Linked DNA regions of Homo sapiens: regions 1, 2, 3 and 5 are each linked to region 4. The links are chromatin loops, found by intact Hi-C in ENCODE. Cell type or tissue: heart left ventricle. All regions are shown on one strand. Region 1 overlaps GCLC-AS1 (GCLC antisense RNA 1). Region 2 holds the start of LOC124901332 (a long non-coding RNA gene). Region 3 overlaps ELOVL5 (ELOVL fatty acid elongase 5). Region 4 has its middle 10 kb from the start of ELOVL5. Region 5 overlaps GCLC-AS1 (GCLC antisense RNA 1).

What was found. Hi-C counts contacts between places; a loop is a spot of excess contacts. Peaks named below come from ENCODE experiments on the same cell type or tissue, not always from the same donor. Only the 100,000 strongest peaks of a DNase experiment are listed, where the experiment ranks them.
Region 1: it touches region 4 in a loop (7-fold over the local background); 12 of 110 quality-filtered maps call a loop at or near these places.
Region 2: it touches region 4 in a loop (2.1-fold over the local background); 3 of 110 quality-filtered maps call a loop at or near these places.
Region 3: it touches region 4 in a loop (2.7-fold over the local background); 56 of 110 quality-filtered maps call a loop at or near these places.
Region 5: a loop joins it to region 4, with 2.8 times the contacts of the local background. A loop is called at or near these places in 22 of 110 quality-filtered maps.

What each region holds. Positions count from the first base shown.
Region 1 is chr6:53,435,604-53,440,603 of GRCh38, forward strand. The region is part of intron 1 of GCLC-AS1 (GCLC antisense RNA 1); the gene reads left to right. Among named protein-coding and RNA genes, the nearest start is that of GCLC-AS1, 6.6 kb to the left of the region's middle. In heart left ventricle, a CTCF peak has its summit at 2,190 (motif pointing left); no DNase peak of the experiment used is centred here; H3K27ac peaks cover 314 bases.
Region 2 is chr6:53,262,418-53,267,417 of GRCh38, forward strand. ELOVL5 (ELOVL fatty acid elongase 5) reads right to left here. Exons shown (of 8, transcript NM_021814.5): 8 at 4,987-5,000. LOC124901332 (a long non-coding RNA gene) reads right to left here and starts at 386. Exons shown (of 4, transcript XR_007059612.1): 1 at 1-386. In heart left ventricle, no CTCF peak of the experiment used is centred here; no DNase peak of the experiment used is centred here.
Region 3 is chr6:53,291,223-53,296,222 of GRCh38, forward strand. It overlaps ELOVL5 (ELOVL fatty acid elongase 5), which reads right to left. Exons shown (of 8, transcript NM_021814.5): 2 at 4,420-4,485; 3 at 554-741. The coding sequence starts at 4,477. Among named protein-coding and RNA genes, the nearest start is that of MIR5685, 17 kb to the left of the region's middle. In heart left ventricle, a CTCF peak has its summit at 3,064 (motif pointing left); no DNase peak of the experiment used is centred here.
Region 4 is chr6:53,356,634-53,361,633 of GRCh38, forward strand. No RefSeq gene overlaps it. Among named protein-coding and RNA genes, the nearest start is that of ELOVL5, 10 kb to the left of the region's middle. RefSeq lists a silencer at 2,619-2,978 and enhancers at 2,730-3,238, 3,239-3,746. In heart left ventricle, a CTCF peak has its summit at 2,856; a DNase peak (open chromatin) is centred at 2,898; H3K4me3 peaks cover 2,386 bases; H3K27ac peaks cover 2,377 bases.
Region 5 is chr6:53,482,191-53,487,190 of GRCh38, forward strand. The region is part of intron 3 of GCLC-AS1 (GCLC antisense RNA 1); the gene reads left to right. Among named protein-coding and RNA genes, the nearest start is that of GCLC-AS1, 53 kb to the left of the region's middle. In heart left ventricle, CTCF peaks have their summits at 2,643 and 2,857; a DNase peak (open chromatin) is centred at 1,431; H3K4me3 peaks cover 468 bases; H3K27ac peaks cover 1,387 bases.

The sequences.
Region 1 (5,000 bases), 79 kb after region 4:
TTTCCCAGTGTAATAGTTAATACTACCCCCTTATCTCAACAGCATCCTAACTTAGATGATAAATTACTTGGCTACTTTACACATATAGGACTTAGTGACCTGGTGAACTTGGGGAACAAGCAACAGAGCAGAGGCAAAGATAAAGTTAAGATCTCATTCCTGGTTGTCTCATCGTGTGGTAGGGCCACTGACATAAACACTGGGTGAGCTTGTGAATACTTGTCTCAGATCTGGAACTTCTAGTAGGATGTTTCCTAAGACCGAGAAGATGGTTGGTTCCACCCATTCCAATTATTTGGGTTATTAATTGTTCTGAGGCATTTCAGTTAGTTAAATCTAACCTGTCATCCCTCAGTTCTTCTTTGAGTATATGAGAAAACCTAAGAGGCTCCCAAGTTGACTGTACAGCTGAGAGTTTTCCACTGAGAAGTCCAAAAAGGCCCCGTTGTCATCAACCTCACATTTACCATGATAGGGTCTATAATTCCAAGTTAACTGGGTGAGGAAGGGGCTCAGGTTTCTATTTGCATTAAGCTATAGAGAATAGGAGGAATAGTTTCCTATTTAAAAAATAAATTTTTTAAAGTGTGAATATTCCATAAACCAACAAACAGAAAGAAATTTAGAATGTGCTCACTGAATTAGTCAGTTCAGTAATAATTATGGTGGTGATTCTGGAGAAGGGCGTGGAAGAGACAGCTTGGGGAAGAGAACAGTGCTAAGACAAGAACCAGAAGGCCTGGATTCTGGGTTTGATTATGCCCCTTCTGGCAATGGGATCTTGAATAAGTCATTTATCTTCTTTAAATTGCAGTTTCTTCTGTAAAATGAATTAAGAGAAAAATTAAGAATATTTGTAAGCACTAGCCATGTGCCAGGCACTACTCTAAGCACTTTATGAATCTCTAAAACAAACCAATGTATTATTGGCATTATTTCCATTCTAAAGATGAGGAAATTGAAGCATGGAGAGATGAGTTAACCTTCCTAAGACCACGCCCCTTCTCAGTGGCACCTCTAAGATTTGAAACTGGGCACTATGCTTTAACTCTCCTGACTACCATCGGGTATGCCCGTTCACCATTTTACATTCTGCTATATGTCTTGGGAAAATGACCCATGTGGGTGTCCTTGCTCTCTGGCTTCCAGTTGGGTTCCAACAGTGACAAGAGATTGGAGAGTGGGAGGACAGATTGGTTTCTTTCTCTTCCCAGTTGCCTCCCTAAGAGGCCATCACAGATTGGCTGATTCTTTTATCAAACGTGGTGTCTCTTGTCGAGTGCCCTCTCCATACAGTTAACCTATACCAGTTCTAAAAACTGCTTTTTTTTCCCCCTCCATTCTCTTTTAGGCTAGGAATAGTAACAGCTCTTTGATCTTGCCAGTCTGGGATACTGCACCACCCTTTGCTGTCAGAATCCTTTCTGATTACACATTGCAACTTTAAAGTTGCACATGATGTACTCTACCAGAAGGAAGCTGATTTCGTGGTCACAATACTATCTGTCTGGAGTGGTGGGGGTTCTGCTTAGCAAGGACTCCCCTAGTTGGGCCTCTTAGAATGGAGAAAGTTGACAGTTTCAGGACTGAGATATTTGAGAAAATCAGGAGGGTGCTGAACAGCTTTGTTTCTTAACTTCCTGGCCAGAATGTGTAGATTTTCAGTACCTCCCAACGTTTCCAGATGTATTTAGCTCCTACACACTAACCTTCTTTCATTACTGAATGTGTCATGGAGTTAACACATATTCTTGCTTCTGCCTGAAACCTTCTTTCTTCTTTTTGCATAGAAAACTCAGATATCAGCATGAATGTTACTTGCTTAGGGAAGCCTTCCCTGGAACAAACCCCTCATTTCTGCCAGGATGGATGAGTATCCTCATATATGCTCTAACAGCTTTCTGAGCCTTTCCTTCACAACACTTAACATAGTTTCTAATTATGCATTTGGTGGTTATTGGATCCATATCTCCCCTCTCCCTAGAAAGGAAGTTCCAAAAGGTCTGAGGTTGGTTTTGACTTTGCTCGACATTAAATTTCCAGGACTGAGCACAGTTACTGACTCTGGTGGTCACTGAAAAATGCTATTATGTATCCATGGACAGATGTATGACTAAGCATCATGTAAACTGGTGACGATGGTAGACTGGGAAGAATAAAATGAGAGCGCTATCTAGTGGCACCAGGTGCAACAAGCAAAATGGGGCCAAGTTTTTGCCTGAGGCCTTACAAAAGTGTTGAAATCCTTGTGGAGAAAATTTTCTTTTTCTCAGGAGGGCAGTAGAATATCCTTAGAAGTGACTAGACTTATGACAGTAATGACATGAGGAAGAATATGTCACAAAGTTAACAGGAAGATTGACTCCAATCACAAGAAGTGAGGGCTGCAGAGGCCATGAAGGGATGGAAAACTTTTTCTTAGTTTTATCACTACTGGGTAATGGGCAGAGCCTGGGAGACAGAGAAGAGAACAGGCCGTATGGAGCACGCATCAACAACCCTGAGCTTCAGAGCACTTAGTACTGCAAGAAGAATGTGTAAGAAACTCTGGAACCCAGTTCCTGGGAGAGTGAGGGAACACCAGTGATTTCATTGGTATTAGGCTTGAAATATTGATTATTTTCTTTATTCCATATTTCACATTGTTATCCACATACCCCTTCTGACTACATACAGCACCAGGTGTAGGAAATGTGTGTTAGAAGATGATGTTTTTTGCCTTAACCATTGATTTTAATGATCATTTCATCCTCTCTGCTCTACCCTAAGTGGCCTTTCAGAGTCAATTGTGGCTTATTTCATAATTATCTTTTTCAGACTACTTCTGTACATTGGTACCACATCTGTAATGAACCATCGACTCATCTATTTCCCAATTCATTTGAATCTAGAATTTGGCAAGCCTTTCTTTTTTAGTGTGTTTTTTAATTTGACTCCGCATTTTTCTGTTTAGGTTGCACACTTGAAAAAAAGCTTTACCCCTTTTTTGAAAAGTTGGCAGACGTCTTTTTTTTTGAGACAGGGTCTCACTCTGTTGCTCAGGCTGGAGTGCAGTGGCGCGACCTTGGCTCACTGCAACCTCCACCTCCCGGGCTCAAGTGATCTTCCCACTTAGCCTTCTGGGTAGCTGGGACTACAGGCACGTGCCACCAGGCCCAGATAATTTTTTGTATTTTCTAGAGACAGGATTTCGCCATATTGTCCAGGCTGGTCTTAAACTCTTGAGCTCAAGCGATCCATCCGCCTCAGCCTCTTGAAGTACTGGGATTGCAGGTATGTGCCACCGTGCCCAGCCACAGACGTCTTAATGAAAATGAACCATTACAGTAATATACTAGGGCAAGGGCAATTTGTTCATTATCGACAAGCAAATCACTAAATTATGTAAATTACTGGATTAGACAGGCAGAATTACTTTTCTTTCAGAGAATAATCAAATATTACTTTAAAATGTTCATTTGTTTAAGTTTTTGGCTTTAGATCCAGAAAATCCAAATATTTGAATTTACATCTATTAAAAACCAAATTCAACCTCGAGACCGAAGTCCATCATTCATAGTCCACAGTAGAATATATGAAACCACGAAGATTTTTAATTTCCCTTAATAAACCTGTTTATTGAGCACTTCTATTTCCCCTCCTTCCCCCTATTTTTGTTTTAAAACATCCTTTCATGAAAGAACAATATTTAAATAAACCTTTGAGGAACAGATAGAGCTATTTAACAAGTGAGGTAATTATATATTATCATTCCCACATGATGGGGGTTTATAAAGGATTTAAAAGTTTGTTTCTGCATTTGTTTTCAAGGACTTGCCCAAGCACGGAAACTCCATATATATCAGCGACTAGGGAAAATTGATTCTAATAGATTTTTCTTCCAAGAACAGGAATCTTTCTATTTCATATTGCACATGAATATTAAGTAAACTACCTGCTGGAAACAGAAAAAAAAGCTTTACTCAAATATAAGTTGCTGATTTAAATAAACTGTTGTACTTTAAATAGAAAAAAACTCTAAATATAAATAATAAAGTAGCATTTCTAAGTGTAGCTACTAGGTTTATTACTGAGTTCTGCAGGGAACTGAATGACCTAACCCCAAATACCATCCTTTTATGACCAATTTGTGTGGACAGTTATAAATAGTGCAGTGAACTCTGCCTACAAGGCTGTAAGCCAAAAATTTTTGAGTGAATAAAGGGACTGCTGTTCTTTGTGAATAAGCAATTATTAAATGTTGTTTCTGAAACTGGAAGCTGAGTAAAGCAGTTTGTCAGTAGACAGTCTAATATAAAAGAAATTAATTTGATAAAAGTTCCCTCAAAAATGGCTTATGTACTTTGTACACTATGTATGGATCTATTTACACATGTAAAAATTACTTCCATGTAGACATAGCATTGATATATTTATTTATTAAAATTTCTTCATTAGAATAAATTATATAGCGTCAAAACTTTGGCAACATTTTAGTGTAAGAACTGTTTGTGCTCTTAAAAAACTATTCTGTTTATAACTATAATACATATTCACTGGAGAACGTGCAACAATAAATGCATACTGACTAAAAGAAGAATGAAAACTATTCAAACTCTTACCTTCTAGAAGCAATCAAGTGTAACTTACCTCCAAAGTTATGACTCGCAGCTCTTTCCTAGTTAGTGAATATAGGTGTACATCACCATTTTAAATTGCTGCTGTTGGCATAATTGATTTTTAAAACCAACTTTCAAAACCAACTTGTATAAGCCCAGATTTTAACTGGGACATGCAATTCTAGGGCAGCAAGAGTGGAGGAAAAGATACAGGGAATAGTGGCAGAGAAGGAGCAACACCATGCAATGTGTTTTGCTTCCTGATGACACTCTCAGAGGCAAAGTCTGTTAGCGGGGGCACTTCCTGGATCAGGCACTATGTGCTCAGAAAGGCCGTATGGAGAAATCCTATCTTGGAACAGTCTTTTAAAGGAAAGAAGGGGAAGGTATTTATCTGCTGCC
Region 2 (5,000 bases), 94 kb before region 4:
TGAGGAAACTGAGGTTCAGAAAAGAGATAACTTGCTTGTGGTCCCACAGTAGTAAATAGCAAAGCCTTTCTAACAGGTATGCTATGCCACCTCCAAACACACATAGAATTCTTCTAGCATCGACAGAGGTGTCCCATCTGTGCCCTAGGATATGTATCCTTCTATACTCAGTTCTAAAGTAAAGGTGTAATTTAGGTTCTAGCTTGGGGCCATCACAATTTCCCTCTCCCATTGCCCTTAAGAAAGTAGCTTTGTGTGCTTAGGATTTGGATTCTGACTGTTCCCTTGTTAAGATCATGGGGTGACATTTGGCCTTGTTGTTGTTTTTTTGAGACAGAGTCTTGCTCTGTCGCTCAGGCAGGCTGGAGTGCAGTGGCGTGATTTCAGTTCACTGCAACCTCCTCTTCCTGGGTTCAAGTGATTCTCCTGCTTCAGCCTCCCGAGTAGCTGGGATTACAGGTGTGCACCACCATACCCAGCTAATTTTTTGTATTTTTAGTAGAGACGGGGTTTCACCATGTTGGCCAGTCTGGTTTCGAACTCGTGACCTCAAGTGATCCACCTGCCTCGGCCTCCCAAACTGTTGGGATTACAGGCATGAGCCACCACACCCAGCCCTGGCCTTGGTTTTAAAATACACTTAACCCAGTACTCCTAGAGGGCTGGAGCTCTGCAGGAATGGCACAGGCAGCAGGCAGTTGGGACTTGGTCAACCCCTAACCATGTAGCCTTCCTGGAGGACTGAGAGCCACAGCAATTAATAAGGGAGCAGGGTGCTGGGAGCAGTGGCTCACACCTGTAATCCCAGCACTTTGGGAGGCCGAAGCGGGCGGATCACGAGGTCAGGAGATTGAGACCATCCTGGCAAACATGGTGAAACCCTGTGTCTACTAAAAATACAAAAAAAAAAAAAAAAAATTAGCTGGGCGTGGTGGCAGGTGCCTGTAGTCCCAGCTACTCGGGAGGCTGAGGCAGAATAGCGTGAACCCGGGAGGTGGAGCTTGCAGTGAGCCGAGATTGGGCCACTGTACTCCAACCTGGGTGACAGAGTGAGACTCCATCTTAAAAAAAAAAAAAAAAGGGGAGCAGGGAAGGGCACAAGGTTGTTGGAACCTGGTGCTGATGCTTTCCTACAAACAGGCACCTGTTTCACTGGGAACATTGTCAAGGGGAAAGCACACAATTTGCTGAAAAGTGGTAGCTTGGTTAAAACATTGTCAAATTCATCCAAGGGAAACCTGCATCTATGCCCATTATTTGAACAAAGAACACCAGTAGGAATGTGTGGACACAATCATTTAAGAAATATTTGTTTATGAGCCAATGTGGGATTTCAATCCCGACTCATCCCATCAGGGGTCCCGTTTTCAGATTTCAAATGCCATCTCTTTGGTGAGGAGCAATTTTCTGGCAAAGGTCTGAGGTACCCTTTGAACCTGCCCTATCTGACAGAAGACTCCATCAGCTTATAACTGAGACTAATGTGAGTCCTGGTTCTCGTTATCATCATGTTCTGGCTCCTCCCTGGCACTGCTGGTGATGGGAGCAGGACGGCTAGGGCACAGGCCAGTGACAGGAGGCTCTGCTCAGAATGGTTCCTTTACACATAATCACTACTTCCTCTGGGAGCTCTGAACAACATTCTACACATTTCATCAAGGAGAACACCCAGACAAATTCCACTCTCTTCCCACTTGACCTCATTTTTAAAACAAGCAGTTTCACCCACAGATCCACTCGAGTGCAGTGTGTCATCTCCCTCTGGGCCTTCTATGCATTTGCTCATACTGGTTCCTGTATGTGGAATGCTGTCTTCCCAGCACCTTCAGGCTCCAACTACTGAAACCCAGATGGTCTCTGAATGCTCAGATTAAAAGCCAACTCCTTTACAGTGCTTTTCTTACCCACCCTTGCTAGAAGGGTTCTCCCTCCCTGGACTCTCATGGTAGCTGGTTTATACCAGTTTACGGCAGTCACCACAACCATTTTACACAGAAGGCACATGTGTGTATGTTTGATCCCAATTCAGTAGAGGCTCCTGCGAGGGCCGGTTGTTTTCTCACAGATCCCTGTTTGCTCAATACACCTAGCTCAGTCCTCTGTACCAAGCACTCTCCCAGTGAACAAGGTCACATTCTGCAAAGGCCTGGCCAACAGAGTAACATAAATGGGGCAACAGACAGGGTGGTAGGTACTGTTCAGGAGAGTCCTGATTATGTGAGAAAGGGAAGCATTACAACTGGGTCTCTGTCACCACTACATTAGCCATTCACTGGATCCTGCACTGCTTGTTCCTACAATTTCCACCCCAGAAGTCTTCCTTGATCTGATCAAGAGTCGAATCCAGACATCCTCTGCAAGCTATAGCAAAAACTGGCCCAGGAACTTTCTTTTCATGAGCCATAAACATACCGAAGAAAGAGAGAAGATAAGGACTACAAAAATGTCAAGGATAACAAAAGCAGGTTTTAAATCTATGCCTGGAGTAAGAACTAATGGCCAATGAAGCAATGCTGAAGAGCAGAGCAAAAAACTGACAGCAACCACTATTTGGCTCCATCTGCTCCACTGAGGACAATCATTTCCAAATTAAAGAGTGTAAAGAAAAACCTGGTTAGGATTTGAAGTCCAAGAGTGATAAGGGGATAGCAGGAAACACCTGTTTTAAACGAGTTCTCATGAAAGACATGTCAGTCGCTGAAACAACCTGTGGATATGACTGCAGAATTGTTGTCAGAACTCCAGGGAAACAATGAACGAAGTCCAGATACTGATAATCACTGCCCTATTTTCCAAAGTAGATTCTAAAAACTCCAGAATGGTGAACTTAATGTAAAACTCTGGCAAAATCAGGAATAATATAGACGGTGAACATTTGACTCCTAACAATTGCTGATTTCTTTTCAACACTGATTTAACAAAGAAAATGTCACACGAAATAACTTCCTTCCCTTTTTTTGGATAGGATTACTAGAGCAGCCAACCAGGGAAATAACAGTGAAACAATAGCTTACAGCTGAAAGAGACCAGTGGGGTGAGTTGAGATTACAATCCTGAAGTTATCACTTACACTTTACTCTGAGCTAGATGGGGTTCCAAAGGCTTTATATATACAGTATCATTAGTCATCTATTTAATCCTTACAAGGACCCTGTAACATAGAAACTAACATTACTCCTATTTGGCAGAAGAGAAAACTAAGGCAAAGTTTTCTTGCCAAAAGGTCATACAGGTAGGATTTCAACCCAGCCAATGTGGTCTCCAAGTTGTACTTCTCATATTAGTCTACAATGCCCTTCACATGATTAGCAAGGCTGCCAAAAATAGAGGGAGAAATGGGAATCCTCCCTTTTCCATACAAGAAAAAGGACAGCAGAACACATCTGCCCTCTCTCTCGCCTCTTATCCACTCACTTCTCTGACGGGAGGAGGGAAGACTTTGATTGCTGCTTGGGAGGTGCAGCTAAGCACACTTTCTTGGCATGGTAAGGTCATCAGTGTAGAATCTGCCACAAGGGGAGTTTACAATTTAAGGTAGGTAAATTCCAGGACTGATATTTAATATATTTTAATAATCACTTTATCACCAGACCAACCCTCAGAGCAACCACTGGTGTGCTACTGAGCCCTGGTAAGTTAGGTTAATAGAGTTATTAGCAAGGGTTAATTAGAGAGCCACACTGTGGTCTTAGTTTCACCAATCCAGCCTTCTTAGTAAGACACATGCTATTTTGATTCCTACTGGTCTAATTTCCAGTATTTTTTCAATTTGTTCTGAACTTAGAGGGGAAAGACAGGGATATAATTTATTCCCATCAACTCCCCAACAATCCTCTTACACCTTCTGGATAATATCCCAAGTACTAAATGCAGTTTTAGGTGACATTTCTCTGGAGTTCTGACAATTCTGCAGTCACATCCGCAGGTAATTTCAGCAACTAACATGACTTTCATGAGCACTCATTTAAAACGGTATAGGCTTAGTCTTGGCTCTTAGGTGCTTTCTAGTTTAGTACCTAAGAGCCTATACTGGGGACCATATGGTATGAAGTAGATGGAAGGAAGATGGACCATCCATGTCATCTCTCCTGTTGTAGACGTGAATGTACCTGTAAATTCAAAATAAGTAGGGTACGCTGGGAAGGGCCACAATCTGGGACATAAAATGATCTTTGGCAAATAAAATGATTGAGCTTTAGGTCCAAGGGGAGGGGACCTCATTACTCTAGAGTAGAGGTCAGCAAACTATAGGCACAGGCCTTCTGTTTTGTAATTTTTTTTTTTAAAGAGATGGGGTCTCACTCTGTTGCCCAGGCTGGAGTGCAGTCACATGACCCTAGCTCACCGTAACTTCGAACTCATGGGTTCAGGCGATCTTTGGCCTCATCCTCCTGAGTAGCTGGGACTGCTGGTATGTACCACCATGCCCAGTTAATTTTTAAAAATTTTATGTAGAGATGAGGTCTTGCTATGTTTTCCAAGCCTGTAAATAAAGTTTTATTAGAACACAGCCATGCCCATTCATTTACATATTGTCTATGGCTGTTTTTGTGCTCCACGATGGCACAGTCAAGTGGCTGCAACAGGGACTGTATGTCCTGCAAAGCCTGAAATATTTTCCAACTGGTTCTTTCCAGAAAAAAATTTTGCAGAAGACCTATGGTCTAGACCTAGGAAAGTAATTCTAACATTCTCAGGGTAAGGGGAGAGATTGGGGCCAATGGGGAGGAAGGACAAAGGAGCATATTTAGAGCTGGAACCTTTAGTGGGATTACCTGGAGGAGGCAGAGGGGACAGCATTAGGGTGGAACCACCACTATGCCTTATTATGCAGGGTCCTTCCTCATTGAGAACTAAGCAATAATATGGCCTTCCTAACTGAATTATTTATATCCATTTGTGTAAGTTCCTAGACAGTGAATTAAGTGGATTTTTCTCCAGTTCTTCAGAATTGCCAGCACAAAAAATGTAAAATGCAGGCACAGGTAATCAAAAATGTT
Region 3 (5,000 bases), 65 kb before region 4:
CCTGAACTCAGACAGACAATTCAAAACCTAAATGCAGATCTCACCAGTCACACTCCTCTTAGCTTTTAAAAAACAACTGAGATTTGACAAGTTATCCAATCAGAGAGGGTGATGTGCCACAAAACATACCAAACACAAGTGCCACCCACTTCCTTCCTCCCCTACCTTCAAACAAGAAGCAGGCACTTATTAGATGCTTAATAATAAAATGCTTTCACATGTGTTTTTCACATTTTGTTCATTTTCCACTCTGTATTTTGCTTGCATGAGAGTATTTCTGAAAATACTTTAATTTTGAATATCATACGAAACATAATAGAAGAATCAATAACAAAGGCTTCTATTTTAGATATTCTAGAAGGCATACTTGTACAAACAACTCTGACATTTTGAAAAATCGATTTTAAAACACACTCATAACGCATTAAGATACTTGCTTGCCCAGTTGTCTCTACACCCCAAGCGGCCACCTTTCCTCATTTAGGAATACAATTTAGGACAGCAATATGAGTGCATTTATGTGAAAGGAAGACTGTGTTAACCTTTGACTTACCTCACAGAACATATACAGAGACAGCAGTGTGAGTCCAAGGTTATACACCACTAAAATCCCCCGGCAAGAGAATGGCTGTTTATTCCTCATGTATTTTGGTCCCAGCCATACAATTAGTAAATATATGACAGAGCAGATAAATGTGGGTATATAATTGTCCAGAAGAAACCATCCTTTTACTCTAGTATCTGAAAAATTAAAAAAAATTAATGATATATAAAAACATTCACAACTTTTCAAACGTTGAAAAAATTTCTCTAACCATGATGATATAAAAGTCACCTGGTATTCATGTTCTTAATTCCAATAAAGCAATCAGGAGAGGAGGCATGGATTTTCAATACATATCAAACAAGGTGAAGCTCCTTGTTACATGCTCTGAATAACAATGTATTATTCATGATTTTTGCTCAGTAAAATAATAATACAAATATTCTTTCCAAAGAACTTAAGAAGAAAACAAGGAGAAGGCTACACTTCCCATTAATTGGATTTATTAACCAGGTATACCAGATTACACATAGGGTGATAAAACCCAAGAAATGGCAGTCATTGAACTCTGAAGTCCTCCATCTCAGCTGTGTGTCAGTCGGCAAGTGTGGCCAGCACATGCAGACTCAGAAAACGTGCTGCTTAGCCACGTTAGTGAAACTGGCACTAATTAGAAAGGCAGCCTTTGCTATGAGTGTAATGGTCAACAGCAGAGAGGACAATGATTTAAAAACAAAACAAGGGCTGGGTGTGGTGGCTCATGCCTGTAATCCCAGCACTTTGGGATGCCAAGGCGGGTGGATCACCTGAAGTCAGGAGTTCAAGACCAGCCTGGCCAACATGGCAAAACACTATCTCTACTAAAAATATAAAAATTGGCCAGGCATGGTGCTGCACACCTGTAATCCCAGCTACTTGGGAGGCTGAGGTGGGAGAATCGCTTGAAATTGGGAGGAAGAGGCTGCAGTGAGCTGAGATCGTACCACTGCACCCCAGCGTGGGCAACAGAGTGAGACTCCGTCTCAAAAATGAAAATAAAAACAAAACAAAACATGAAGGTGAAGCAGCAATGATCAGATAAATGCCTATTTAAAGGGCAGTATTTAACAAACTGAGGAGTAGTAGCATGAGAGCGAAGACCTAGGCGGATCCAGAGGAGATACTGGTATAGGAAGGGCCTCTCCTGCCCCTATTCCTTTTCTTAGGCAGGGAGGAGGGAGAGGGAAACAGGTCAGCCGCCAGCAGCAAACTGACAACCTCTTCTTGGATGGCGGGAAACTCCTTGGCAGCCAGAGCCCCTAAGTGTTATGTGTCCCCTGAAAGATTCAGCTTCATACTCTGGCTGACCCCAGGAAGCTACCTCTGAAAAGCATGCTCCCCTTTGAACCCTGCTATGATGTTCCCCGAAAACCTGTGGCTCCTCAATCTTAACTACCCGCCAAGGCTCACAACTCCAGAACATGAGGCACATGCAGCATTCACCTACTGCGTCTTCAGAGAAGCAGCAGTTGGGAGGACAGCCTTTGCCATTTCTTTAATTTTTTTATTATTCATTTATTTATTTATTCTGAGACGGAGTCTCACTCTGTCGCCCAGGCTGAAGTGCAGTGGCGTGATCTCAGCTCACTGCAACCTCTGCCTCTAGGGTCCAAGCGATTCTCCTGCCTTAGCCTCCAGAGTAGCTGGGACTATAGACACACACCACCACACCCCGCTAATTTTTGTAATTTTAGTAGAGACCAGGTTTCACCATATTGGTCAGGCTGGTCTGGAACTCCTGACCTCAGGGGACCCACCTGCCTTGGCCTCCCAAAGTACTGGGATTACAGGAGTGAACCACCACACCCGGCTCTGCCCTTTCTTTGACCCCTCCCAGACTGGACCATCTTGCTACTCTCTCCAGTCGTTTTCACCTTGATTTCACAGAACAAGAACAGGCTCAATAAAGCATATGTCCACGTGGGGAACTGTCAGTCAGTCTTCCTTTCTTGCACTGTACACACTAAACTTTCCCAGCATTTCTCTCATGGCTGGCTTGCTTTGGCTTCAGAGGGACATGCCCTCCACACCCTCCCCACTAGTTATGCTATGGTCACGGAGGGTGTTACTGTCAGTCCGGCAGAACTGGTTGTGCTTAGAAGTCATTCAGGGAAATGGCTGGCCCCAGGGACTTTAAGGGGATGCTTAACACCTTTTGTTCTCAGCTTTGGGCCTTGGCTGTCAATTTTAAGAAAACCAGTTCCCACTTAGCAACTAACATCAGACTGTTATTTTGTATGAACATATATATCACAAACAATAAATACACACAAATCTCCCTATTTTAACTTAAACCTCTGATTTACACTTTGCTTTATTCATTTTCCCACAAATACTCATCTTTCCAAATTGGCACATATTCATCCTCCCACACCGCACAGTGCTTCCCGGGCACCTGACCCGAACTCCAGCCCCAGGTAGAGAATCCTTAGGATCTAGTCAATCTGTGGTGGTCCTAACCCCCTCTGGTGGCTGGTTCAGGCAGGGGCATGTGAAGCAATTGTGGCCAGTGAGTTTTGAGGGATGACAGCTGGCAAAGAGCTCTGGGAAACAACTTCTTTATGCTTAAAACCACACAAATGAAACATTTTTTCTTCTTCCTCTGAATGTGCTGCTTGGAGCTGCTGTAGCCATCCTACAACTGTGTGAAGTGGGGGACCCATTCTGAGGACAGAGCTGCTGATACCTGGAAGTGGCAAAGTAGAAAATGACAAGAACAAGGATCCTTGGTTACATCATACAGTCCCTGAAATAACTACGGAATTGCTCCACCTGGTAATGCAAGCTAATAATTATTATTATTATTTTAGCCATTTAGAGTTGGATTTTTTGTCCCTTACAGCTAAAGTAAGGCACTATCCCAACCCAAGCACATACAGATGGATCTAACTTATTCTTTTTTGTTCTTTTCAATGGGCCATACACTAATTTACAGAACCTCTCCCCTACTGACAGGCATCCAGATGATTCCTTGAAAAACAATGCTGTAATGAGCATCCTGATATGTATCATTGCATAACTAATCAAGGCTAGCCACAGGATAAAGTATTAGGAGTAGAATGGCTAGGCAAAAGGGCATGTGCATTTTAATTCCAACAGAAGGCAAAACAGCCTTTCAGAGAGGTTGTACTCTTTCTCCACGCCTTCACTATTATCACTATTATCATAGGTGACATGAAACCTATTATTTCATCTCTGCCATGTTAATAGACTAAGTCCTTTTGTTATTTCTTTTGTGTTTTAAAAATCATGAGAAACTGAGATTCTTTTTGTCTGTTTAAAAGCCATTTCTAGTTTTTCTGTGAGCCTAAGAAGTTCTTTATACAAAAGACTTTAAAAGACTTTTACAGATGACATCAAAAGAAGGCAATATGAAGCTGATTTACTTTCTAAAAGATACAGCAAGTAAGGTTCAGGTGCATATTTACCAGTGAGTTAACATGATACAAAATGAGAAGACCTTAAAAAGCCCTTAAAATTGTAAAAGGGGAAAGGTTTTAAACTCCTATTGCAACACTGCATTTTGGAAACTAGTTTTTCTTAAAGACTGCCAAGAATTGAGAAAAAAATGCCACTGATAATGGTGAAATCTATAGTATTCTCAGGCTACAAGCTTTACAGCATATTTTTAAACTCCAGTTAAAGTCAACGGAGGACCACCCACAGCAGGTGTCTCTGTCAGAGACTTCTCCAAATTCCTTGTTATCCAGGATAAAGTTTTAGACTTATCATAGAAAATGCTAACATTTTCTACTATCTCCTCATGCAATATTTACAAGGGACTATAGGCAGGGAGTGATGCTGCAGAAGGTAAGCAAAACCAAAAACCACCTTACCTCGAGGGCCTAGCAATGCCTTGAAATAGGTACTAAGTGATGCATCAAAATGTTCCATTTGAAAACCTATTAAGAAAAAAAAAGATACTGATTAATCTCTACTCAAAATGTTTTTTATACAGTATTTTTTCATAAAAGAATAAATTCTTTTCAAAGAATATGCTACAGACAAGGTTAAGTTCAGTTCCTTAGGTTAAAAGAATTTAATTCACAGAAGTGACTTCTGTGCTAGATCTAACTTGAAGATCAAAAGGAAAGACACAATTCTGTGAGTTCACTTTATAAATGAAGTGCCAGTTTTCTGAACTTCTTTTCTTAGTTCCATAAAAACTCTTTCCGTGAAGCTGAAATCTCAGTGGGGAAAAAAGTGGAACTAACTGGAATGAGAGGTGGCAGACAGGAAGAGATCCTGTCTGGGCAACAACTGAGGACTTGAGGTAAGACAAGGAAGAGCCATATCAGGGAACAGAATGCCACAGTGACAAGACAGTTTTTTCCGCTTGTTACTTTTATCAATTATTATTTTACAGTACTTCATATCTACAGTAAAAAAAAATTCAAGTATTAAAAATTAAAAAAAA
Region 4 (5,000 bases):
CCACCTCGGCCTCCAAAAGTGCTGGGATTACAGACATAAGCCACCATACCTGGCCTTTACTGAGTCTTAATCTAAACATGATCTTTTTATTTTTCTCTTCACCTACCCTGACCTCTTTTACTTCCTTGAATGTGACTTAGAACAATATGTTCCTTCCTTCTTTCCCCATGACCAAAGCATTCTGTGCAGGCTTTTTATCATTTATAATATTAATATTGTAATTGTTTGCTTATTGCCTCTCCTCCCCAAGTCAAGTGAAGAATATGTGTCATTCATCTTTGCACCTCAAGCATGCTGTGACAGGTACATAGTAGGCATTCAATAAATGTTTATTGAGCTAGACTCCCAGAAAACCATTTACTTTCCTTATGATAAAGATAGCAAATAAGACACAGGCTGTTTCAGGATGTGCAAGAAAAAAATGTTGGAGCCCCCAATTCATATCACAGTTTATTGTACTTTAATGACAAGATAGGCAGATTCTGACGTGGCTCCAATAATCTTTGCCGCCTGATATTCATGCTGGTGGGTTGGACCTAGTAACTTGTTCATAACAGAACATGGCAAAAATGATGGAATGTCGCCTCCTAGATTGTTAGAAAAGAAGGTGTGACCTCTATCTTATTGGCACTCCCTCTGTAACTTCTTGGCTTTGTGTACTTTGATGAAGGAAGGTGCTATGGAACTGTCTACATGTCAAGGAACTAAGGTTGGTCTCCTGTCCACAGGGAGCTGGGAACTGAGGTTCTGAATCTAACAGCCCTTGAGGAACTAATCCTGCCAATCACCACATGAGTGAACTTGGAAGTGGATCCTTCCCCAGAAAAGTCTTGCGATTACTCCAGGCCCAGTGGATACCTTGACTGCGGTCTGTGAGAAATCCTGAGGTAGAGAACCCTGCTAAGGCAAACAATGCCCCAATTCCTCATCTGCAGAAACTTTGAGGCAAAAAATGTTGTTCCAAACCACTAGATTTTGGAATAATCTGTAATGTAGGGATAGTTAATACTTTTTACAACAGAATCAGACACAGACTAATTGAAATAAAGTTTATTTACTTTGCTTATCAAAACAATCAAGGTATGCCTAGTGTTTGATAACTATGTCAATATACCGGTCACAAGAATTTACCTTTCCCAAAATGGTTTTCTCATATCATGAAAAACATATACACATATGGGTATAGGTTGCCCAATTTCAAAAAGAAGAGGTCAAGGCAAGCGACTTTGAAAACAAATTAAGCTGCTGCTTCACTGATTAGGGAACTTACTGGTAAGGAACCCTCATTCCTCAACCCACTTCCCCCAGATATCAGTAAACATTTTCTCAACTCGGGGGTAGTCAAGTGCCTCAATTTCTCACTTCATTTATTATTTTGAATTAAGGTATTGCAGCTTACTATAACACAAACCAAAACACAGACATTATATGGGGAGGATAACGCATTGAACTTTCGTTCACTAATGAGTAGACCCAATTAGTTTATTAGATCAGCCAAGCAAGGAGAAACTAGACTGTGAAAGTCTGAAAGCCCAGAAAATTGTGTTGTGGTTAAGAAAAATTCACACGGAGTAGGGATAAAGGGGGGGCACAGTGGATGCATAGAACAGGCATAAAAAGACAGAATTACTTTTCAGAAAACATTCATTCATGAATGAATTCACTTGTTAAATTATCCTCCGCACATAGCAAGAAATCTAGAAGTCAGTGGATGCTGAGTACATATTTACTGACTATTCTTTGGGAACTTGGTATGTGCTAGGAATTGGGGTGATAAAACTTTTTACCAATATATGGCAAAAAGCGATGTGCCTTAGGAAGTGCAAAAAAAGTGCTGTGGGAATCCACATGTCAAAGAGGATGAGGAAAGGGCATTGTAGCAGTAGGGCCTTTGCAAAGGCTGTATACCCTCTTCTTAAAACTGCTCACCTCTCCTCTTCCCAGGTCTCAATTGAGAAGTCATCGTTTTAAAACGACAGGTCTTTCCCATACCTGGCTAAAATCAGTTTCTCCTCTACTTCCTCTTCCTCAGCCACTACTTTACTTTGTCCACAGCACTTAGCACAATCTGTAGTTGTTCTGTTTACTCATTTTTACCTCCTACCTTCCCTATTACACTTCAGGATGGCAGAAACAAGTCTACCTTGTTACTGGGGTGTGCCGGGCATAAAGTGTGCGCACACTTTTTTTTCTTCCTGTTTTTCGAGATAGGGTCTCGCTCTGTCGCCCAGGCTGGAGCGCAGTGGCGCGATCGCCGCTCACTGCAGCCTCGAAGTCCTGGGCTCAAGCGATTCTCCTCCTTGGCCTCCCAAAGCGCTGGAATCAGGGGTGTGAGCCACCTGGCCTGAGTGACTGAATCTAAAATATGGAGTCAAAAAGGGGTATTGGTGTAGGGACAGAAAAAAACTGGGTGTCCAGACATGAATTCCAATCAAAGGAGCCGGGCCTTCTTGGCACATCGCGCTCCGAGAACCCGGGAGGGATCCAGAGAGGCGGGGACGCCCTTTGTCACCGGCCTGAGGGGCGGGCGTGGCTTCCCTTTGCAACCCCTTCCCCCAGTCTTGACCGCAGGCCCTTGAGGGCCACCATCACTTCTGGGTTCCCGGAACGCGGTGGGCACACTCGCGCCAGGCGCGGGTACCAGGGCCTGCCTGGGGCCCCCTCCTCCACTCGCGCGGCGTGGACACCGTTAACTGCCTGTGGCTCAGGGCGGTGCCGCCGCCACCCCCGCGGCACTCGGCTCCTCTCGCCAGCCCTGCGCCACTCGGCTCCTTTCGCCCGCCCCGCGCCCTCGGCGGGCCCGCCCCGCTCCCCCGCGGCGGTCACCCCATTCATTCCGCGGCTGCACCCACCAATCACCGCTCACCAACAGCGCCGCATCTGGCGATGGGGCGGGGCCTCGCGAGGAGCACGCTCGCGCCCTCCCCGCCTTGAGCTCGCTCCCGGGCCGGGTAATTCCCGGGCAATGACCAGACCTCGTCCCCGCGCTGACCCTTCCTGGGGACATCGGGTGGGGGTGGAGGAGGCGCTGAGCTAGGGAGAGGAGGGTTGTGCGGCCCGGACCACGCAACCTTGGGATCGGAGGGTGGTTGAGGCCTTGAGGGAAGAATGGAAGGCGGCCTTGACTTCTGGTGCTTCCACGCCCTTCAGATCCAGAGCCCAGAGCGTCCAGGCTGGAGTTTAGGACGTTCATCAGAGTCCCGAGACGCGCGAGTGGGTGGAACCGCGTGGGGCGGGAGAAGAGGGGGAGATTAGGCAGCAAGAAAATGGTCCCCGTGGGCAGTTCAGCCTAAACCTGGAGCTGGGGAAGGGCCTCTGGAGAGAAGCCTTAAATCGTTACTCATCTTTCACAGTCTTTTATAATCGTGAATGAGCCCTCCGTTGTAGACTGTTAATGCGTGTCCAGGATGCCCGAGAGTGGGGGTAAAACAATAAAAGACTCCTCCTGTTGTGATTAAAATTATATTTGCTTTTTGTATCCTCCTAAGTTCCATGATATTGAAAATGTGTCTTGTTATATTTCATAAATGAGCTTTTAAAAAACTTCTGAGATATCTTCCAAAAAGTATCACTCACCAGGGAAGAAAAGAAGAGGAAACCTAGTGGCTTTTCTGTTGACGCCAAAGGTTACTCCCTCTGCCTCACCATAAAAAAAAAAAAAAAAAAAAAAAAAAACAAACCCCAAAAAAACAAAAAACAAGAAAAAGCACAGAAAGCAGTTTGGCTTGCTTGTAAAGTCTTGGTAGATATTTCTGCTTATCATTTAATCCTTTTAACAAGTCTGTAGGAATAGATGGGTATTACCACCAGTTGTAGATGTTGAAACAGGCTGAGATTCATCTGGCCAAGGTCATACATAGTTTGTAAGTGACAAAGTGTGGGCCTCTCACCGGTAGACGGTCGTGACTGCAATTGTCCAGGTTCTTGACATTTTGAACAAAGAATTGAACAAAAGGCCCAGCAAAGCAAAGAAAGAATGAAGCAACGAAAGAACGAAAGCAGGGATTTATTGAAAACGAAAGTACACTCCACAGTGTAGGAGCTACCAGGGCAGAGGCTCAAGGACCTGGATACAGAATCTGCCTGGGTTCAAATACCCTCTAGAGGTTTGTTTCCCTTTGGCCACTTCATGCTCACCTCATGTAAATGAAGTGGTAGCCCGCAATCAGTCTGATTGGTTGTAGACAACCATTCAGAGGCTGGAGTGAAATTACAAAGTTGCAAAGGAAGACTGGACCCGCAATCGGTCTGATTTGTTGCTAACTCCCAATTTTCCAACTGCCTGGCAGAAAATGTCAAGGGGAGTAGCCTCTGATCCTCTTGTTACTTCGGGGTGGAAAGTTAGGGTTTTCTTTTCTTTTCTTTCTTTTTTTTTTTTTTTTTTTTTTGGACGAAAGTCTTGGTCTGTCACCCAAGCTGGAGTGCAGTGGTACAATCCCAGCTCACTGCAACCTCCGCCTCCCAGGTTCCAGTGATTCTCCTGCCTCAGCCTCCCGAGCAGCTGGGACTACAGGCGCGCGCCACCACTCCATGCTAATTTTTGTATTTTCAGTAGAGACGGGGTTTCACTATGTTGGCCAGGATGGTCTCAAACTCCTGCCCTCGTGATGCACCCGCCTTGGCCTCCCAAAGTGCTGGGATTACAGGCGTGATCCACTGCGCCCCGCCTCCTAATTTAGTTCTAGGAAGTTGGTGTGAAACAGCTTTAGGTTCCCTGCCTCCAGATCCTATTCTCCTGCCTCAGGCCCTTTCCATACTTCTCTCCCTTACATCATGAAATTTCAATCCACAATAAATGGAAGGTGAAAAGGAATCTGATGATTTTGGAGTCCTTAGCTAAAAACTGCATCTAGCCGAGTACTAGCACCTCTTGGAGATGAGTTGTGTTTTTTGAGAACTCTGTTAAGTACATAGTTTTCATGCCAGTATTATGAAAGGTAGAAGGAGAGTTCCTTGAGATTCTGAAGTGCCAGGTCACGTGAGTTGATGACTTTTGTAAC
Region 5 (5,000 bases), 130 kb after region 4:
TTGCCAGTGGCTGTCTCTGTCCTCACAAACAAATGTTCCATACTTGTCTGACCTGGGCAGCCAGGCTATGGGGTCCAAGGAAGGATAGAACACCTGGAAAGTGACAGCAATGTTTTTGGGGTCAGAACTCTCAAAGTGGAAAAGTTATTCAAGATCCAGCTGCAGAATGAATGAGCACGTTCTCTGCTTTTAAAAAAAAGTTTTATTTTTTAAAAAGAAGTAATAAAGCTGGGCATGGTGGTGCTCTCCTGTAGTCCCAGTTGCTCAGGAGGCTGAGATGGGAGGATTGCTTAAGCCCAGGAGTTTGAGACTAGCCTAAGCAATACAGTGAGACTCCATCTCTAAAAAAACAAAACAAAACAAAAAACAAAAACAAAAAAAGAAAGAAAGAAAAGAAAAAGGAGTAATAAAGAGAGATATTGGTGCCTCACTGCTCTAAAGGGCTTTGAGGAAACAGTTCTAGGCTCTCCACAGAATTTGGAAATGCATCCTGGGGGGGTGGACTGTGAAAAACATCTGAGACATAAGCTCTATGTGACACTTGGTGGGTACTCATGAACATTCAGGGTTCTTGAGGGCCTGAACTGCTTGTTTTGGTAGCCTTGCATTTTCAGGGCAACAATCCCTGGCATCGAGTGGACCCTCAAGAAATATTTGTTAGCTGCCAGATGCAACTTTCCGCTGTATTGTCAACACTTTTTCAAAACACGTCACTGAGGATTTCAGTAACTTCCCAGCAGCTACAAGGAATCTTGGGAACCTTTTCTCTAGGCAGAGCAGGCTATTTAATACCCCATTTGTAATAGGGTGATTTAAAGATACTTTGAAAGCCAATCTAAGAAAAGACATTTCTCCGATGGTGCCTGAAGTTCGATGCATAGAGGTTTTTCTTTCTGTTACCCTCACTAAGTTCTTTGAAAATGCCTACAGAAGGGGTGTTCATATCAGGCCCTTGTGCTTCACGAGAATAAGTTGATCGGGTAAAAATTTTCTCCATAAGAGAGACCACTATTGGGAGGGGGCAGCTGCCCAGTTAGGAGGGTTAGACTTGTCCTGCACCAATATTGTCAAGCAAGTGGGCTCAAGGGTCCCTCTGGACTCTCCTACTTAACCTTCACTATTGGCTTAAATATAGGAGTGACCATCCCCTCTCCAGAAACTGGCCTCAGTCCTGTAGCTTATTTCTTGGGATCAGTGACCCACCTCCACTTTCCACCACCTCCAGAGGCTCGAGAGAACCTGTCCCTGTCTAAACAGCCATTATTAAATGTGACTGTATTTTTTTCTCTATAGGAATGATGTATTTTCTATTTAAAAAAAAAAAAAAAAAACTCCCACAATCTTTGTGTGACTTGCATTTGAGAGCGGCCAAAGGACCTACTTGCAAAGCAGTGCAGAGGCTGACATTTACTGATAATCTGCCATGCACGAGGCACCCGGCCAGAGGGACGCTTCCTGTTCAAAATGACTGTTAGGCAGATGCTATCATTTCCATGTTACTGAGAACAAAGTTGAATCTCTGAGAGAGAAAAAAAGGAACATTCACAGGGTCACAAAGGTGGGTTGAATTCCAGAGACCCTGTTCTCTCTACAGCAAGGAAAATTACCCATACCCAGGAGAGCAGGGAAATGTCATAAATTCTTTGTATGCCCTCACTGCACTTTGCACAGGGCTTGGAGTCTTTGATGGAGAATGCATGTAACATAACCCACTGAAATTAAGCTTAAACAAAAATGATACTTTGCTGGGAGGGATCCTGGTCACCCCCTAAAATCCGAGGAAAGTTGAACAACCAGGCCTCAGTACCAAGAGTTCTTGGGTTTTATATCTGTCTAATGCTACACCCGCAACTGGACTAAATAACCTGCATCTCTGTCTCTTAGTCAGAGTTCTCAAGAGAGAGACCCTAATTGGCTCCTGGTCAGCCAATGAACTTCCTCCTCCTGAGTCAGGTGTTCACTTCTAGTCCAATCAGCTATGACCAAGAGTCAAGCAAAAGCAAAACTTCCGGGGGCTAATTCTGAAGTCTGCCCAATGGTGTCTACTGTACCCAGATATAATTCAATACATGTTTATTGTCTGGTGTTTTTTGTGTTCATTCGTTGCAACCAAGTTCTTTAAGAACCTTGGATACATCGTCCTTCATTTAATCATCAGGCGGGGGTTGATAGGCCATAGTGATCAAGAAAAATATGTGAAATTTCTATATGCCAGTTATCGCTGTGTTAAAAACCTTCAGAGCAAATTAAGAAAGGAGAAATAAACTATTTGTTCTCAAAAGCTTGGTTTCAAGGGGACCGAGGAAATGGGAAAAGCATCTGTGGACAAGGCTATTGTGCTTGCTGCTGGAAGACTACCAAGGCCAGTTACTAAACGGGTGGGCAGCAACAAGTAGTTGCTTTGTTTTTTTTTCCCCCATAGGAAGTTGTTGTCTCTGTTTTGCAAGTTTGTCAAATTTCTTTTGTTTCTGGGGTCAATAACCTAGATACTTGAGACTCTTTTTTTCCCCTTCCGAGGGTCCTAATTTTGCATTTTACGTAACACCAATCTTGACCAAAAGCTGATTTATTAAGGAGGTTTCTTCTGGGTTAGTTGTTGGTGCTGGAGGCTGCGTGTACATGACTTAGTCTTCTACTGCCACCATGAGGGAGATGCTGGAATTGCAAGGCTCTTTTAGTTATCAAATGTAAATTTTCATAAATGAAAGTGAGCACGTTTAAAATTATCTCTATCTATTTATCTATCTATCTGTCTGTCTATCATGTTCATATATATATAAAATGGAACAATCCACCTCCTAAAACATATCCTCTGAAAGGCTTAAAGAGATATATAGTATTGCCAAGTGTGTCTGAGTTAGGTAGGCGAGGGTTTGAGACCTGCCTCTGCCTACCACTACAACCGCCCTTACACTAGACATTTAAGTCTTCTAAGCCACAGGTGTAAAAATGGTCTGATAGTACCCATTTCACAGGGCTTGGTATTGAAAAAATGACATAGCCTGTGTCAGTCTCTAGCATTTGGTAAGTACTCAATAAATGATTACCATTGCTATCACCTGAAATTGACCACGGCTGAAAGTATTAGAAAAGCTTTCTGCAGGGAGAAAGAGGGGTGAGGGTGGAGGGTACCAGTAACCCCGTGAAAACAAACACCAGTGCACAACTGGAGTGGATGCTCAATAAACATATGAAAGGTTCAGGGGAAAGGGGTAAAGTCACCAGGGATGGCTCTAACAGCCAAAAGAGGGATGGAAAACACTCTTTTAAGCTGACCATTTTAGAGTCAAAGAACCAAAAATATAGAATGTTCGTGTGGTAAGGATTCTAGATATGTACTCCAGCTTTTTTTTTTTTTCAAGTGGGGCAACCGAGTGATTGAATCACTCTTCAAGTTAAAATGTTAATCAGCAGTAAAGTGGGACTAGAACCCAAGACTTTTGTTTTCTTTTCTTTTCTTTTTTTTTTTTTTTTGAGACAGGATCTAACTCTATTGCCCGGGCTGGAGTGCGATGGCACATTTGTAGCTCACTGTAACCTTGAAGCCCTGGGTTCAAACAATCCTTCCGCCTCAGCCTCCTGAGTAGCTGGGACTACACTCACACACCACTGTGCCCAGCTAATTTTTATTTTTTTGGGCAGAGACAGGAATCTCACTATATTGCCCAAGCTGGTCTGAAACTTCTGGCTTCAAGTGATCCTCCCGCCTTGGTCTCCTAAGGTGCTGGGATTACAGGCATGAGCCACTGTGCCCACCCCCTCAAGACTTTTGACAAATAATCCAGAGCTCTTTATATATAAGCACCAAAATATCAGTCAAGATTAGCCAAATCAGGATTGTCTTGGATTGAAAAAAAAAATGGGCAAGTTGCTTAACCTGATTATGCTTTAGTTTCATTACTGGCAAAATGGCAATCATAATATCCTACTGCAGGGGTTCTAGTAAAGACTGAGATGCCACATGGAAAGCATTTAGATTTGTGCAATAAATGTCCACTGGTATGATTATATGAGTACAGACTTCATCTGGTACAATTACACCGTCTCCTGAATGTGATCAACAAAACTTTGCCATCTCTAAAACCACTGGCTTCCTAACCCTGCCTCCATGATAAACTCTTTAATGGTGGGAACATTTGTACCTCTTTATACGTTCTCGTGCCTGTATAATTACCTTTTTAAAATTAAACTTTTAATTTTGAGGTAATTCTAGGTTTATATACAGTTATAAGAAATAATACAGAATGATCCCATGTACTCTTCACCCAATTTTTTTCCAGTGGAAACAGTTTGAAGAACTGTAGTACAGTATCACAACCAAGATATTGGCATTGACAAGATCGACCCATCTTATTCAGTTTCTCCTGTTTTACTTGTATGCATTTGTGTGTGTGTGTGTGTATTTAGTTCTATACAATTTTATCACCATTGTAGGTTCATGTTTCCACTTGACAGTCAAGACACCAAACAGTTCTATCTTTCATGAGGATCCCTTGAACTGGCCTTTTATAACCACACCAACCTCTCTCCTGTATCCCCCTGCCCCATCCTGAAACTCTAGCAACCAATTTGTATTGGGCTTTTTTTTTTCTTGATTATAATTCACTGGAGACTCATCCAGATTGCTGCCGATATCACTAGTTTATTCCCTTTTGTTGCTGAGTAGTATTCGATGAGATAGGTGAGTAGTATTAGATGAGATAGATGTACTGCAATTTGCTCAGCCATTCACTTCTTGAAGGACATCTGGGTTGTTTCCTGTGTTGGGCTAGTAGGAATAAAGCTGTTGTGAACATTTGTATACAGCTTTTGTGTAAATATAAGCTTTCATTTCTCTGGGATAAATGCCTAAGAGTGCAACTGCTGGGTCGAATGGTAATCACACATTTAGTTTTATAAGAAATTGCCTAACTGTTTCTTAGAGTGGCTGTACTATTTTATATCCCCACCAGCAACACACGAGTAATCAGGTGTCCTGTGTCCTTCCCAGCATTTGGTAT